Linked DNA regions of Homo sapiens: region 1 is linked to region 2. The links are chromatin loops, found by intact Hi-C in ENCODE. Cell type or tissue: CD4-positive, alpha-beta T cell. All regions are shown on one strand.

Region 1 (2,500 bases), 260 kb after region 2:
GCAGAAAGCAGTCCAAGAGAACCCAGGGTAATGTCAACAGCCCAGAGTCAGGCCTGGGGTCAGGCCACCTGCAGTCTCCACAGCGTGCAGGGCTGCCAGGGCTGCCTAACGCTTGAGGAGAGGACCTCTTTGCCTGCTTCAACATGTGCAGCTCCCCAGAGGCTGCTGGCACTCCCTGCAGGGGGACACTGGGAACTGTGTCCCCAAGGGGTCTGACAGAAAGCATGAGGCTCTTAACAACCCGGTCTCCAAATTGCAGTTCAGCAGACACCTTGCAGTTTGGGGTTTCTCACTCACTGGTGTCTCAGTAAGTCTTTCCCGACAAGTACATGAGGCCTCCACCAACACTTCTGGACCCCAAATGCCCCCAGGCCAGAAGTAAACTGCTACTGGCACAGAATGATGTGGGCCATCCTACCTTCCCTCCACCCCCTGCACCCTTCAAGCCCAAATCTGCAGCCTAGTGACCTGCTGGACTGGCATCTAAAGGAATAAATATAAATGCAGGTCTCCAGAGCCACACTGAGTGCAGAGCCCCGTGAAGGGGACCTTTCTCTGTTGTTCACCTGAGTCTGAGGTCATCGTCTTCGCCTCCCCATCCCCAGTAGTTGTTAGAGAATCCATTCACCTTGAAAAACTGCTCTCTGCTTAGGGCAGTAACACCCCCAAAATATCCACTGTAACGTAACCTGGAGCAAAAGAGATGAGAGAAATGGTAAGAATATTCGCACCAAAGGTCTCTGATTTCAGGGCTGGCGTTCTAGGAACACCTGGGAGACCATGTACTTCCACCCACCCACTCCTGCTTCTCCTGCTTGACACCCACCTCCCAATGCTCCTGGCCTTCCCTGTCTTGTCTTCTTTCCTCTATCTAGACAAACGCTCACCTCTGCTCACTGAGCAAAGTGCCACCCAGCTGTTAATGGTGATGTTTGTGTGTAGAGGCCTATAGAGATACCTGTCAATGTGAACCACACCATCAGATATTGATAAGATTTCATCTCATGTGCCAATCCAAGGAATGGTAACAGTTGCCAAGGGCACTGGGTTAAGAAGGATTCTGAGGCTGCATCCGGGTTCAGCACGAATGCGTGTCATGATGAATATACCTTTCTTTTTTTTCACTTTCACTTTTGCAGGGGAGGGTTGAAGGCAGGAGACAGCTCCCGCACACACTCTGTATGCAAATCTCCACTTCTCAACATGCATCTCCAGCTCAGAGTCTGTTTCCTGGATAACCCAACACATGTCAACACCCTCTGAAGTTTCTGGCCTGCCAACCAGACAGAGTCTAGGTAGTGCTTTTCATGAAAATAGGCTGTACAGAACAAGAATTAGGTTTTGAAAGGAAGGACAGTGAATCATGCTTTAGATAAGCTGAATTTTAGATACACCTGGGGCTTTGCCAGTAGGCAAAAGGATACAGGGTCCAAGCTCACAAGAGAGGAACGACTACAGATATGGCTTTGGAAATAAGCTGTTATCATGTAGTACCTGAAGGCATAGGTCGAGAAATCTCCAACAATCTAGTTGGTGAGAAGAGTACAAAGGGTAGACCCAAGGGGCTCAGCTCTGTGGAACCCTAGGAATACCGAAAAGAAAAAGAGGCAAGAGGAGAAAGATCAGGAGGTAAAAGTTAGAGAGCACCTCCCAGCCTCCCAGTTATATAGGACTCTTATTATCAGTGGACAAATTTGTAAATCTCAGAAATAAAGGTATCCCTTAAATATAACATTTGAACAATTCAGAAATGCAAGTTAAGGTAGCTTAAAAACTTGGATGTTACTAAATAAAAAGATGTGAATATCTAGAGAATTTTTAACTTTAACTTCAGGTCAAACTGTTCCAGGACCGATAAAATATTTATGATTTTCTAGATAAAAAGAAAAACCAAAAGGAGTGATCAATAAACATGTAGACACTGGCCATCAAACAAGTGGCATCCCAAAAGCTAATCTGTAGTTCAGTTGTTTCTTTCTACGTTCTGAGAAAAGACTGGGGACTCTGTTTAACCCATAAGAGAAGCAGATTTACTTATATGCCCCTAACTTAAAATTCTGGGAAATTGTATTTTTGCAGCCTATAATAAAACAAAAAAAAGGAAATAAAGTGCTTAGAAGGTAAATATCACTGACCAAGACATCTACTAGCAGTGTCTCATTACCATAGTTATCAGAATGCATTTTATAGAGGGGAGGGATTCTTAGCTGCCTGAACACCAGCTGCCTGATCAGGATGCGGTAATAAGGCAGGCATAACCTGCTGACACCAACAAGCAATCAGCATGAGAACAAGGGAATGATGTGGTAGATTATCAAAACCAATATCGCCATGTGCAAGACGGCTGGCTAAACACGGGAATGCGGGAGCCCCGCCCTCAGAGTTTATAACCTAATAAGAGAGGTGAACATTATCAGGGTTCTGAGGAGAGAGGTGTCGCCACATCAGGAGGAGGGGGCCTGGAAGGATTCAAATAGGCAGAAAAATGGGGGATCTCCTG
Region 2 (2,500 bases):
TCTCTATGGCAGTGACAAAATGCATCAAACAGCCAAATTGTGAATGAAAAGGATAAGTTGTGTGTTCACTGGAGTAGCATTTTTAATTTCCTTCAATACTTATGAAATGTATTTCTTAAATAGGAAGACTTGATAGTTGAAGTTATTCCTTGATTGATAGACCACAGAATGAATAAATGTGGGTAAATGCTATCAAATGGTGAAATCACTTCAAAACCACAATGCGATACCACCTTACTCCTGCAAGAATGGCCATAATAAAAAAAATAGATATTGGCATGGATGAGGTAGAAAGGGAACAATTTTACACTCCTGCTGGGAATGTAAACTAGTACAACCACTATGGAAAACAGTGTGGAGATTCCCTAAAGAACTACTAGTAAAAGTAGAACTACCATTTGATCCAGCAATCCCACTACTGGGTATCTACCCAGAGGAAAAAATGTCATTATATGAAAAAGATACTTTCACATGCATGTTTATAGCAGCACAATTTGCAATTGCAAAAGTATGGAACCAGCCCAAATGCCCATCAATCAATGAGTGGATAAAGAAATTGTGGTATGTATGTATGTATATGTACATACACACACACACACACACACACACACACACACACATACACACACACACCATGGAATACTACTCAGCCATATAAAGGAATGAAATAACAGCATTCACAGCAACCCAGATGGAACCGGAGACCATTATTCTAAGTGAAGTAACTCAGTAATGGAAAACCAAATATCATGTGTTCTTACTCACAGGTGGGAGCTAAGCTGTGAGGGTTATCATCTATAATTTTTATGGTTTCAGGTATTAAAGTCTTTGAACAATCTTGAGTTGATTTTTCTATAAGGTGAGAGATGAGGATCCAGTTTCATTAGCTGTCATGAAAACAACATTAATCTCCTTGTACAGCTCCATCAGCACTCTTGGCTGGCCAAATGCATTGTCAATGAGCATTAATATTTCGAAAAGAATCTTTTTTTTTCCAAGCAGTAGGTCTCGACAGGTGGCTTAAAATTTTCAGTAAACCCTGCTATAAACAGATGTGCTATCACCCAGGCTTTGTTATTCCATTTACAAAGCACAGGTAGAGGAGCTTTAGTGTAATTCTTAAGGGCTCAAGGATTTTCAGGATGGTAAATGGGTGCTGGTTTCCACTTAAAGTCACCAGCTGCATTAGCTCCTAACAGGAGAGTCAGCCTGTCCTTTGAACCTTTGGATCCAGTCATTGACTTCTCTCTAGCTATGAAAGTCCTAGATGGCATTTTCTTCAAACAGAAGGCTGTTTTTCATCTCCATTGAAAATCTGTTGTTTAGTATATGTACCTTCATCAATGATCTTAGCTAGAACTTCTGCATAACTTGCTGCAGCTTCTAAATCAGCACTTGCTGCTTTATCTTGTACTTTCATGTTATGAAGACAACTTCCTTCCTGAAACCTCATGAACCAACCTCTGCTAGCTTCAAACATTTTTCTGTGCCTTCCTTGCCTCTCTGTCTTCACAGAATTGAAAAAAATTAGGGCACTGCTCTAGATTAGGTTTTGGCTTACAGAAATGTTGTGGCCGGTTTTATCTTTTATCCAGACCATCAAAACTTTCTCCATATCAGCCATAAGGCTGTTTCACTCTCTTATAAGTTGTGTGTTCACTGGAGTATCACTTCTAATCTCCTTCAAAAACTTTTCCTTTTCATTCACAACTTGAGTGTTTAACACCAAGAAGCTTAGCTTTTGGCCTATCTAGGCTTTCAACATGCCTTCCTCACTAAGCTTAATCATGTCTAGCTTTTGATTTAAAGCAAGAGATGTGTAGCTCTTCCCTTTCACTTGAATACTTTGAGGCTATTACAGGGTTATCAACTGGCCTAATTTCAATATTGTTTTGTCTCAGGGAACAGGCAGGACAGAGGGGAGAAAGACAGGCAAACAGCTGATCAGTGGAGCAGTCGGAACACACACAGCATTTGCTAAGTTTGCCATCTTATATGGCTGTTTATGGCACCCCGAAACAATTACAACAGTAATATCAAAGATTGCTAATTGCTACAAAGCTGCAGAGTTAAGAAAAAAGAGATCACTGACCACAGATCATCATAATAGACAGAGAATAATGAGAAAGTTTGAGATATTGTGAAAATTACCAAAGTGTGACAAAGAAACACAAAGTGAGCATATGTTGTTGGGAAAACAGTGCTGATAGACTCACTAGATGCAGGGTTGCCTTAAACCTTCAATGTGTGAAAAATGTAATATCTGTGAAGCATAATACACTGAAGCACAATAAAACAAGGTATGCCTCTGTGAGTGTGTTGTGGGGCAGGGGGTGGTTTATTAAGAGGAATTGGCTCACTAGATTGGAGAGGCTGAGAAGTCCCATGATTTTCCATCTACAAGCAGGAGTCCCAGGAAAGCCTGGGTGTAACTCAGTCCAAATCTGAGGGTCTAAGAAGCAGTGGACCTGACTATGCAAATCCTTGTCCAAGGGCAGAA

The links. Peaks named below come from ENCODE experiments on the same cell type or tissue, not always from the same donor. Only the 100,000 strongest peaks of a DNase experiment are listed, where the experiment ranks them.
Region 1: it touches region 2 in a loop (2.2-fold over the local background); 3 of 110 quality-filtered maps call a loop at or near these places.

What each region holds. Positions count from the first base shown.
Region 1 is chr3:119,218,084-119,220,583 of GRCh38, forward strand. B4GALT4 (beta-1,4-galactosyltransferase 4) reads right to left here. Exons shown (of 8, transcript NM_003778.4): 6 at 567-689. Among named protein-coding and RNA genes, the nearest start is that of B4GALT4-AS1, 7.2 kb to the right of the region's middle. In CD4-positive, alpha-beta T cell, no CTCF peak of the experiment used is centred here; a DNase peak (open chromatin) is centred at 1,178; H3K27ac peaks cover 861 bases.
Region 2 is chr3:118,954,635-118,957,134 of GRCh38, forward strand. All of the region lies in intron 1 of IGSF11 (immunoglobulin superfamily member 11), which reads right to left. Among named protein-coding and RNA genes, the nearest start is that of IGSF11-AS1, 13 kb to the left of the region's middle. In CD4-positive, alpha-beta T cell, no CTCF peak of the experiment used is centred here; a DNase peak (open chromatin) is centred at 1,457; H3K27ac peaks cover 1,030 bases.